2 separate regions of the Homo sapiens genome follow, and region 1 is linked to region 2. Evidence: chromatin contacts called from ENCODE Hi-C or POLR2A ChIA-PET data. All regions are on one chromosome and are shown on one strand. Each heading gives the region's core, a stretch centred on a gene start or an enhancer-like site at or near the end of the contact. The rest is flanking DNA. Distances are from core to core; before and after follow the strand shown.

The links. Hi-C counts contacts between places; a loop is a spot of excess contacts on that map. ChIA-PET counts read pairs that join two places held with the same protein, here RNA polymerase II (POLR2A). Pooled maps may share reads with other maps.
Region 1: a pooled map shows a loop between it and region 2 (2.4-fold over the local background). The contact joins the enhancer-like site here to the promoter of RAB10 in region 2. A Hi-C loop is called at or near these places in 4 of 50 pooled maps. POLR2A ChIA-PET finds 5 or more read pairs at or near these places in 3 of 52 experiments (H1, MCF 10A and activated B cell).

Annotation. Positions count from the first base shown.
Region 1 is chr2:26,266,752-26,272,605 of GRCh38, forward strand. It overlaps HADHB (hydroxyacyl-CoA dehydrogenase trifunctional multienzyme complex subunit beta), which reads left to right. Exons shown (of 16, transcript NM_000183.3): 5 at 3,202-3,246. Among named protein-coding and RNA genes, the nearest start is that of HADHB, 25 kb to the left of the region's middle. Within about 2 kb of position 2,425, at least 3 of the 41 ENCODE cell types and tissues checked have a DNase peak (open chromatin) inside an H3K27ac peak, as active enhancers do.
Region 2 is chr2:26,030,709-26,036,571 of GRCh38, forward strand. RAB10 (RAB10, member RAS oncogene family) reads left to right here and starts at 3,376. Exons shown (of 6, transcript NM_016131.5): 1 at 3,376-4,027. The coding sequence starts at 3,901. It overlaps LOC124907743 (a long non-coding RNA gene), which reads right to left and starts at 3,041. Exons shown (of 2, transcript XR_007086249.1): 1 at 2,970-3,041; 2 at 1,703-1,953. RefSeq lists a silencer at 3,042-3,271 and an enhancer at 3,582-3,631.

The sequences.
Region 1 (5,854 bases), core at 1,175-3,674, 240 kb after region 2:
CACCTGTAATCCCAGCTACTTGGGAGGCTGAGGTGGGAGACTATCTTGAGCCCAGGAAGCACGTTGCACCACTGCACTCCAGCCCTCCAGCCTTGGTGATGGAGTGAGACACTCTCTCTCAAAAAAAAAAAAAAAAAAAAAAAGGATTGTAAATGATAAATAATTTATGGCTTAGGCATTTTCAAATTGACACATGACTTTTCCCCAAATAATTCTGTCCTAAATTTGAGGAAACTGGATTTACCTATGAAAAATTTGGAAAACTACTCATGGTTCTCCTGTGATTCTGAGTGAAAATGACAGTAAAAATATTTTGGAGTTTTTAAGTTTTAATTTTCAGGGACTTGAAGAATGAATCTTCTTATTTAATCCAATGATTAAATCTCTGACTTAAAAATAAAGAGAATTTATTTTTGATCTTTAAACAAACAAACAAATAAATAGAGTTCATACCCAGATCTTGGTTTCTAAATAGCAGTCTTCAATACAAAGAACCAGAGCTCCTTTGAAGAATGATTAGGGCTGAGCCAGAGAAAAGACAGGATGAGCAAGGAGAACTTGTAGTGCCGGAAAGCAAAGAAGTACTTAAAAAAAAGAGGGGTTCAGGGGGTCATGTCAAAAAGACACAGGTCTGACCTGCAGGAGCTACCGGTCACCAAAACTGCAATGATTTGAGCAATAAAATAAATTGCAATAGTATTGGAACATAACCCAAAGAATAAAACAAATGCCTACGAGTCTAATCTGATATAAATAAGTGAATAAATAAATACACATTGGGAGGCCAAGGTGAATGGATCGCTTGAGGTCAGGAGTTCGAGACCAGCCTGGCCAACATGGTGAAACCCCTTCTCTACTAAAAATACAAAAATTAGCTGGATTTGGTGGCAGGCGCCTATAATCCCAGCTACTCAGGAGGCTGAGGCAGGAGAATCGATTGAACCCGGGAGGCAGAGGTTGCGGTGAGCCGACATCGTGCCACTGCACTCCAGCCTGGGCAACAGAGTGAGACTCTGTCTCAAAAAAAAAAAAAAAAAAGAGTAAATAAATGAGAAAGAATGAACAAGTCTTCCTTACAGAAGAATTTTGATTAATAAATATAGGAGGACTGTGTACAGTGGTTCACACATGTAATCCCAGCACTTTGGGAGGCTGAGGTAGGAGGATTGCTTGAGGCCAGGAGTTCGAGACCGGCATGGACAAAGTGAGACTCCATCTCTGCAAAAACTAAAAATGAAAAATTAGCTGGGTGTGGTAGCAGACACCGGTAGTCCTACCTACAAGGGAGGCCGAAGTGGGAAGATTGCTTGAGCCCATGAGTTTGAGGCTGCAGTGACCTGTGATTGCACCACTGCATTCCAGTCTGAGTGACAGAGTGAGACCCTATCTCAAAAAATAAAAATAAATAAAGAATGAGAAAAATAACCATTAGAATACCACATAATACTTGCTGCGAGATCTACAAATGAATGCTAAAATTAGGTGAAATGCTAAGAAGAAACAGAATATTTGCATAGTCTCAGAGAATCTCCCCCAAAATATTTATCAATTACTATGATGATTTCGACATACGTCCGCAAAGTCTGTGTTATTCCTGCCACTGGAAGGTGGAACTTAATTCTCCCCTCAGAATGTGGGCTAGACTTAGTGACTCACTTCTAACAAATTGAGATAAGAAAGGAAAAAATAGTAACTTTATAGTGGAGTAAACTGGCAGACATCACTTGACCCAAATCATCACTTTAACATCACTGGTAGTAAGTCATGTTGATATCATGTGCCCCCTGATACGAAGCTAAGAGAAATACAGTTTACCTCTGTGATATTCTTCCCCTAAATCCATAACCCCAGTCTTCAAAAGTGTCAAGGTCATGAAAGACAAGGAAGACTGAGAAACTGTCACAAATTGGAGGAGACTGAGGAGGCATGACAACTAAATGCAACATGGTATCTTGGATTGAATCTTGGAACAGAAAAAGGACATTAGTGGAACAACTGGTGAGACTCAGATAGGTAGTAGCTTAGTGAATAGTATTGTGCCAATGTTCATTTCTTAGTTTTAATAAGTATATCATGGTTATGTAAGATGTCAGTATTAGAAAAAGCAGGGGAAGGCTGGGCGCGGTGACTCACGTCTGTAATCCCAGCACTTTGGGAGGCCAAGGCGGGCAAATCACCTGAGGTCAGGAGTTCAGGACCAGCGTGGCCAACATGGTGAAATCCCATCTCTACTAAAAATACAAAAAAATCAGCTGGGCGTGGTGGTGGGTGCCCGTAATCCCAGCTATTCGGGAAGCTGAGGCAGGAGAATTGCTTGAACCCTGGAGGTGGAGGTTGCAGTGAGCTGAGATTGCGCCATTGCACTTCAGCCTGGGCAACAAGAGCGAACCTCCGTCTTAAAAAAAAAAAAAAAACAGCAGGGGGAAAGAGGAACTCTGCTCTCTTTTTCCAATTCTTATTTATGTATTTACACAGGGTCTTGCTCTGCTGCCCAGACTGGAGTGCAGTGGTGTGATCCTAGCAGCCTCAAATTCATGGCCTTAAGCAGTCTTCTCACCTCAGCCTCCCAAGTAGCTAGGACTACAGATCCATGCCACCACGCCTGGCTAATTTTTAATATTTTTTGTAAGAGACAAGGTCTTGCTTGCTCTGTTACCCAGGCTGGTCTTGAACTCCTGGCCTCAAGTAGTCATATCACCTCAGCCTCCCAAAATGTTGGGATTCTAGGTGTGAGCCACCATGCTTGGCCTCTTTCCAATTCTTTGGTAAATCTCAAGTTACTTAAAAGCAAAAAGTTTCTTCAAAAGTCCTAATACATCACCTGTAGCCCTGTAGGCATTACAAAATAAATAAATAATATACTTTTAAAATAAAATGTTTAAAGGAAAAGAGACCTCAAAGGTGGGGCTTCACTTTAAAGAAAATTTAGCATATGTTATACTGAACATTAAGGTGTTGGACAACATTTTTGTTCGATTCTTAGCAAGCTCAGGAGGAGTTAAGGCTTGCTAGACTTTTAAGGATGACAAATAGCGAAGTCACACTATTTCTTCATTTGAAATGATGGACTGCCTTGGATAGTAAAGTTAAGTGTGTTTGTAGCAGCATGTGTTTGATGATCTCTGGGTATTTCAAATAGAATGAAAATTTTTCATTGAAGCTCTAGGGTTTTGGTTTAAATTACTGGTTTTCGTTCCCCAGATATAAAGACCTGATGCCACATGATTTGGCTAGAGCAGCGCTTACGTAAGTAAATGCAGTTTCATTTCCGTTCTTATTTCATTAAAGGCACTTTCTCCAGTTTTTACACATAAAATAGCAATTTGTTCTTATTTTAGCCATCTGTACTATACAAATTTAAGCAGCTTATGAATATTGTCAATCTTTATTTTGCAGGCCTAACAGTGTCTTAGCCTGACAGTATACTTTAATGCTACCTTAGCTAGCCACAGGACTCGATTGATCAGCCTAAACACAATACATATATTTGATGATTGCCTTAGGAACTTGTATAAGGGTAGCTGAACAGATTATGTAGATATTTACCTAGAAAGAAGCCTAAAAGACACCTGAAGATTCATGTGCAAACCAAGTAAAAATGTAAAATTAGATGTAGTTAAATAAGATTAGGCTGGATGAATAATTTGGTTGAGAATCATTAAATGTGTTGCTGTTTCATAACATGTAAGGCATTATCTCTTCATTTTCCACTGACACTTTGCCTTTGTGTCTTCAACCAGCCACAGTTCTTTCTTAGTTTGGAGAAACCCTTCAGTTGACCTTTCTGTCCATTCTAACTCTATGTTTGTTTTTTTTTTCTTCCTGCAATACCTCAAGCATGAGTGAAAGAGCAGTTGTTTCTGTTTCCTTATTATTAGTTTCCTCTGTCTAATTGTATAATCATTATTTCCATTTTCCCTTTGTTTTACAGAAACCATACTTTAGAATCTTCTCTTAATAATGGTTTTATGATTGCTCAATGTACTGATCCTTTCTCAGTCCTCTGTCTCTGTACTTTATAGCACTTGACACTGTAAGCTATAATCACCTCTCTTCTGTTGACTTCTTAGTAATATGCCTTTATGATTTTTCTTTTTCTTCTGTATCCTGACTGATTCTTCTGTAGCTTTTTTTTTTTTTTTTTTGAGACGGAGTCTCGCTCTGTCACCCAGGCTGGAGTGCAGTGGCGTGATTTCGGCTCACTGCAAGCTCTGCCTGCCGGGTTCACGCCATTCTCCTGCCTCAGCCTCCCGAGTACCTGGGACTACAGGCGCCTGCCACCATGCCCGGCTAATTTTTTTTTTCTTTTTTTTTTTTGTATTTTTAGTAGAGACGGGGTTTCACTGTGTTAGCCAGGATGGTGTCGATCTCCTGACCTCGTGATCCGCCCTCCTCGGCCTCCCAAAGTGCTGGGCTTACAGGTGTGAGCCACTGCGCCCGGCCGATTCTTCTCTAGCTTAAAAAAAAAAAACTGGGCCAAGCACGGTGGCTCACTCCTGTAATCCCAGCACTTTGGGAGGCTGAGGTGGGCAGATCACCTGAGGTCGGGAGTTCAAGACCAGCCTGACCAACATGGAGAAACCCCATCTCTACTAAAAATACAAAATTAGCTGGGCGTAGTAGCACATGCCTGTAATGCCAGCTACTTGGAAGGCTGAGGCAGGAGAATCCCTTGAACCTGGGAGGCAGAGGTTGCAGTGAGCCGAGATCACGCCATTGCACTCCAGCCTGGGCAACAAGAGCAAAACTCCGTCTCAAAAAATAAAAATAAAAAACCACACACACACACAACTGGATCTCTCCCTCTTTCTCTTTTTGAAAGGTGTTTTGCAAGTTTCATTCCTTAGAGCTTTGCATTTCTCTGTATGCATATTTTCCTTTAAAAATCTCATCTACTAGCTAGGCATGGTGTCTTACACCTATAATCCCAGCACTTTAGGAAACCAAGGCAGGAGGATCAAGGTAGGAGGATCTTTTGAGCCCAGGAGTTTGAGACCAGCCTAAGCAACATAGTAAGACTCCATCTCTACAAAAAAAAATTTTAAAAATTAGCCAACCAAGAGAATTCAGCTCAGGAGTTGAAGGTTGCAGTGAGCTATGATTCCACTACTAGACTCCAGGCAGGGCAATCGAGCAAGACTTTGTCTCAAAAAAAAAATTTTTTTTAAATTTTTAATTTATTTTTTTCTGTATGGAGTCTCACTCTGTCCAAGGCTGGAGTGCAGTTGCTTGATCATAGCTCACTGCAACCTCGAAGCCTCCCAGGTAACTGGGACTATAGGCGTAAGCCAATGTTTCTAACCCTCTTTTTAGTTTTTTTAATTGATAAAAAACTACAGATTTTACAGATTTTTATTTATTTATTTCATTGTAGCCAAGTTTAGTCATTACTCATTTTGAAGCTCAGCTTATTCCACATTTTATCTGGCACTCCTTCAAGTTGGCTCCTGTGTGCCTTTTGTTTTTTAGTATAATGCTGGTTGTTGATATATAATTTGCATGCAATAAAGTGCACAGATTTTAAGTGTATAGTTTGATGAGTTTTGACAAATGTATATACCCCGTGTTCCTGTTTTTGATATGGTCCCATTTGTCTTTTTTTTTTTTTTTTGACACAGAGTTTCGCTCTTGTTGCGCAAATTGGAGTGCAGTGGCACGATCTCGGCTCACTGCAGCCTCCGCCTCCCAGGTTCAAGCAATTCTCCTGCCTCAGCCTTCCGAGTAGCTGGAATTACAGGCACATGCCACCAGTCTTGGCTAATTTTTTTTGTATTTTTAGTAGAGACGGGGTTTTGCTGTGTTAGCCAGGCTGGTCTCGAACTCCTGTCCTCAAGTGATCCGCCTGCCTCGGCCT
Region 2 (5,863 bases), core at 2,126-4,625:
GCAGAAGTTGCAGTGAACCAAGACTGTGCCACTGCACTCCAGTCTGGGTGAAAGAGTGAGATTCTATCTCAAAAAAAAAAAAGTCTATGATCGATAATTTGTTAATAAATGTAATAATTCCTAAAGTTTCAGAATATGAGTTCATGGGGAAAGGTTTCTAAGTGATAAAATTGTTGGTTACAGGATAAAAAATAAAGTGAAAAAATCTTTTTTACTTATATTTGTACATATTAATGGAAGTACATGTGATTTTTGATACATGCATACTGTGTGTAATGATCAAATCATTACAAATGAGGTTACCCATCACCTCAAACATTTATCATTTGTGTTGGGTTTTTCAGATTTTTCAACTGTCCATTATCCCCAAAATTTACGTAGTGGTATTACTCTCCAAATTAGGCTTTTTTTTTTGAGATGGAGTCTTGCTCTGTCACCAGGCTAGAATGCAGTGGTGCAATCTTGGCTCACTGCAACCTCCGACTCCCTGGTTTAAGCAATTCTCCTGCCTCAGCCTCCTGAGTAGCTGGGACTACAGGTGCATGCCACCATGCTCAGCTAATTAATGTATTTTTAGTAGAGATGGGGTCTCACCATGTTGGCCAAGATGGTCTCGATCTCTTGACCTCAAACGATCCACCCACCTCGGTCTCCCAAAGTGCTGGGATTACAGGTGAGAGCCACTAGGCCCGGCCCAAATTAGGCCTTCTACAGGAAAAAGTCTTGGCTGGGCCTGTTGGCTCACACCTGTAATCCCAGCACCTTAGGAAGCCAAGGTGGGAGGATCGCTTGAGGCCAGGAGTTTGAGGTTGCAGTGAGGCCTCCACACTCCAGTGTGGGAAACAAGCAAGACCCTGTCTTAAAAACAAACAAAACCTTTAACACTTCATTTTTTCACAGATGGAGTCCACTCTGTTGTCCAGGCTGGTCTCAATCTCCTGGGGTCAAGCAATCCTCCCTCCTCAGCCTCCTGAATAGCTGGGACTACAGGTTCAGTCACTGTGCCCAGCTTAAAAACTTTCAAGACTTTTAAAATACTTTGTAACATTGAGGCTTGAGTTAATCTAACTTATTTTGAAAGGAATAATCAAGGTAACAAGATTTTCCTTCTGACGCTGAATTGACGACACACCTGTGCTGCACTGACCATCACTCACTTTGTGATTTGCATAGCTAGTCTATTTTAGAATTGTTATTATCATAAGGCATTCCCGACTACAGTCAGAATGATTCATAGAGGATAAGAAGGTTTAAGTGAGGCCAGGCGCAGTGGCTCTCACCTGTAATCCCAGCACTTTGGGAGGCTGAGGCGGATGGATCATCTGAGGTCAGGAGTTCAAGACCAGCCTGGCCAACATGGTGAAACCCCGTCTCTACTAAAAATATAAAAATTAGCCAGGCTTGGTGGCACACGCCTGTAATCCCAGCTACTAAGGAGGCTGAGGCAGGAGAATCACTTGAACCCGGAAGGGCTGCAGTAAGCCGAGATTGTGCCACTGCACTCCAGCATGGGTGGTAGAGTGAGAGTCTGTCTCAAAAAAAAAAAATGTTTAAGTGACAAGACTAGGAGCAATTGGAGAAAACAACTGAAGAGAAAGCTGTATTAGTGAAGACAAGTATCTTCGGTAAGGACGCTTTAGGGGTGGTTGAGAAGAAAGGAAAAATGTAAGACAGAAATATAAGACAGAAATGTAAGACGGAATTGCCTGAAAGTCTAACTTTAATTACATATCAAATACACATTTTGGTGATTTGGCGATCTTGGGGTGGTGTGTGTGAAAATGTAGTTTTTACTTCTCTATCCCTGTTTCTTGTTTTCCACATACTTCAGCGTTTTCCACTTTATCAGGTTGAACCAGCTCACCAGGTTCAACTCCTGTGCCATCACACCTAGGTGTGCTTTGAGGGATGGATGTCCCTGAGAATGGAAGGTCAGCAGCATGCATACTGCAACTACAGAAGGGTAGGAGAGAAAAAGGGTGGCGTAAACAGGACTGATGGGGAGAGAGAACAGAAGGTAAAGCAAATGCAAAGAAAATGCGAGGGCCCGGGCGCGGGGGCTAACGCCTGTAATCCCAGCACTTTGGGAGGCCGGGGCGGGCGGGTCACCTGTCAGGTGTTCGACACCAGCCTGACTAACAGGGTGAAACCCCGTCTCTACTAAATACAAAAAATTAGCCGGGCGTGGTAGCACATGCCTGTAATCCCAGCTACTTGGGAGGCCGAGGCAGGAGAATCACTTGAACCCAGGTGGTGGAGGTTGCAGTGAGCAGAGATTGTGCCATTGCACTCTAGCCTGGGCAACAAGAGCGAAACTCCATCTCAAAAAAAAAAAAAAAAAGAAAGAAAAGAAAAAAAGAAAAAGAAAATGCGAGGAAACGAGCGAAACTCCATCTCAAAAAAAAAAAAAAAAAAAAGAAAGAAAAGAAAAAAAGAAAAAGAAAATGCGAGGAAGCAGGCTGTGTCGGACTGGGAGTAGGCTTGACCACCTTTCAATTTTCAACCCAGTGGTACGACGCTGGCGGCAGGCAGAGGCCCCACCTCCTCTGCAGAGCGCTCTCGGGTTCTCCCGGATTCCTGAAGGACGGCAAAGGCCTGAAGCAGGTTCTCTGAGCACCGCACAGAACCCTCCACTTCGCAGGGAGGTTCTTCCTGCGCCCAGGTGTTCCTCAACCTTCCTCTCCTCGCCCAGGAAGAGGTTGTGAGGATTACCTCATCCCAACCCGAGCGGCGTGGCCAGCTTTTCCATCTCAAACTCTTGCTCTTGAAGTCAATCCGGATGGAGCGCTCATGTTTCCCCGTCAGGGCTGGCCCTGGAGAGGGGGCACGCCGGGAGGCGTCTCGTTCTAGCAAAGAGGCTATTAAATGACCCAGGGCGCGGCTTTTTCTCGCGTTTACGAGCTCCACCTACACGGGAACACATGGCCACCCAAGCCCGTCGCTGCGCCAAGACCTCCAGCTCAACACACCCGACAAGCGCTGTGCAGAGAAACCGCAGCGCAGTCCAGCGGGAGACCCCGGGAGGGGAAGGAGGTGCTGGGCTCTGTAAGGGTGTCCCGGGGAGCGGGGAGCGGGAGGCGGGAGGCGGGGGTCGGAGGGGGGGCGCTGCGCCTGCGCAGTCGCTAGGTAGCGTCTCCCCCGGGGCGTGCTCGTAACGCCGCGCACCCTATCAGGCGGCCACAGGGAGCGCGCCCGCGGCCTCGCCCTTTCTCGCCCCTCCCTTCTCCCCTCTGGGTCCAGCCTCAGACTGAGGCTTGGAGACAGGAGCATTCCACTCGCCACTTCGGCGCGCCCCCATGCCCTCTTGTGCGCGTGCGCAGAGGCGGACCGCAAGGCTAGGGCGTGAGGGAAGGGCGGGCGTACGCCCTTGCGTGCGTCTCAGGCAGCGCGCACGCCGGCGTGAGAGGGCACGGGGAAAAGGTGGCTCTGGCCGGGGTGGCTCGGTTTCCTGGGGCTATGTAACTGAGCTCGTCGACTTAGGGGTCCTTCTTCGCTGCCCTCGCCGCGTGCTAGCAGGGAGTTTCCGCTCGGGAGAGAGACTGTCCTCACGCCCGCTGCGCCTCCTCGACGGCAGAGCAGGCTTGCTCGCCCGTGGGAGCGTCCCGGCCGAGAAGCCCTGAGGGGGGAGGGGAGGCCATTTTGTCCCGACCGACTCCCCGGAACCGGGCGGACGGGCTGGGAGAGGCTGCGGAGCCGCGGTCGCCGCCCTCGGAGGCACTGGACGCCGCCACTGTCGGGGCTTCCTCAAAGCTGTTCGTAGGTCGCCCGCGCCGTCTCGAGCCTTTTTCCCACGCTTCCCCGGTCCTCCGGCCTGAGAACGCCCGAGTGAGGAGTTGGCCGTAGTGAGAGGGACCGATCCCTTGGGGCCGCCGGCGGCGAGAGCCCGAGCCGCTCCTCCCAATGGCGAAGAAGACGTACGACCTGCTTTTCAAGCTGCTCCTGATCGGGGATTCCGGAGTGGGGAAGACCTGCGTCCTTTTTCGTTTTTCGGATGATGCCTTCAATACTACCTTTATTTCCACCATAGGTAAGACCTGTGGGAGGACGGTGTACGGTCTCGGTAGCTGCATACCGTTTATTTTACTCCAGACATCTTGCTTCCCGTAATATACGCCTTTGTTTCAGTGATTCCGATTCCAAACGACACATCCAAGTTACTGTTTGAATCGGCATCGAGCTTACTGGGGCGGGGTCTTCCCATGATTTCCATCCGGTCTTTTGCTTTCGAGTCTCCCACTATGCTCAGTGCCTTCTGTTACAAAATATGCATCATTTAACCATGTTCCAGAACCTTATTTCTTCAGGCGACTGGACTGGCTTTTTCCACATTTGCGTGGAATTAGTAGATGTGTGATATTTTTAAGGTATTTATTTCAGTGGTTGCGATTGAAGCAGTACTAGCTATTTGGGAAAGGCCTGAATTTATACTTTGGGGCAAAGAAAAGATTCCATATGGTGATAACTTAGAGTAAACTTGAGGGTTTCTGAGAAGAATAATTAAGGTAAATTAGAAGGGAAGAGTGAGTTGCCCTCATTCACTAATCCATTGATGTGTCAAACAATCGGAGGCTCTTCGCGCTTGGGGTGGGACTCTGGCATATTTGCCTCAGTGCTTTTCGAGACATCAACAGAAGCAGTAATCTGAGGGAGATGATCAGTTTCTGTCCTCAAACCCAACGGAGTGAAGTCAAGCTCTCTCTTCTATTTTATTTGACTCTAGTATTTACAGGAAAGTATTTTGCCAGTCATAGCCCTATGGACTTATAATGCACTTTCACCATGTTTCAGAATTACTTAGTGTGGAAGTAAGAGCTAAAGAGTGACCTTTTTAATCGAATTTCCCGTTTAGGAAAGGAAAAGGGAAGGCTCTAGGAAAGTCCCTTTTGAATCTGGTTAGAAAATTTAAGTGGCATTGACGCTAATTGTGCTATATTAATTGTGAAACCCATCCGCTCCGCAATAAATTTCTTAAAAGACACATGGCTCTCAGCATTGTGGCGGTGCAGTTGAACCCATTTTTAAATGTACTTTTATATTGAGAGGCTTTTAAAAAGCAACGGCAGTCGTCTTTGAACTCTGGGAATTGTCAAAATTAAGCTGATTTGAAACAGTTTGTATAGCGTAACTGAAATATTTGGTTTGGGTTTTCTTTTGTGACAAATACCTGCTTCATTCTCACAAAAGAAATTATACTGAAATTAAATTGGACAAGTGATTTTTTAAATAGATTTTTATTTTGCTTACCTTTTTTGGGAGGCAAATTATCATAATCCTTATTTCCAGAGTATCATACTGTTTTCTTGGTCTGTCATAAATTTCATGAAACTTAGAGCTTGTTCTCTAACTTGTGGGTTAGAGAATACTAGCACTTAGCGCTAGCACTTCCCTAGCACTGTTTGCTTTTAACACTCCACTTTTAGCTGTAGCTGGCTAGGGTTAGGTGATCAGATGGGTCAGCAAATATTTATTGAGCACCTAATGCTGGGCACTGTTTTTAGGCACTGGGAATAAATGATGAACACAACAGACCCCTTGAGGAGCATTCCGGTGAGATAATCATAATAGTGTGGAAGATGCTACAATAGTAAGCACAGGGAGGAAGAGTGGCTAGTCTAAATCGTGAGGAGTTTGAGTAGGCTTACGTGGAGATGATACCTAAAATGAAGTCTGGGCCGGGCGCGGTGGCTCATGCCTGTAATCCCAGCACTTTGGGAGGCCTTGGCGGGCGGATCACAAGGTCGGGAGGTCAAGACCAGTTTGGCCAATATGGTGAAACCCCGTTTTTACTAAAAATACAAAAATTAGCTGGGCGTAGTGGCAGGCACCTGTAGTCCCAGCTACTCAGGAGGCTGAGGCAGGAGAA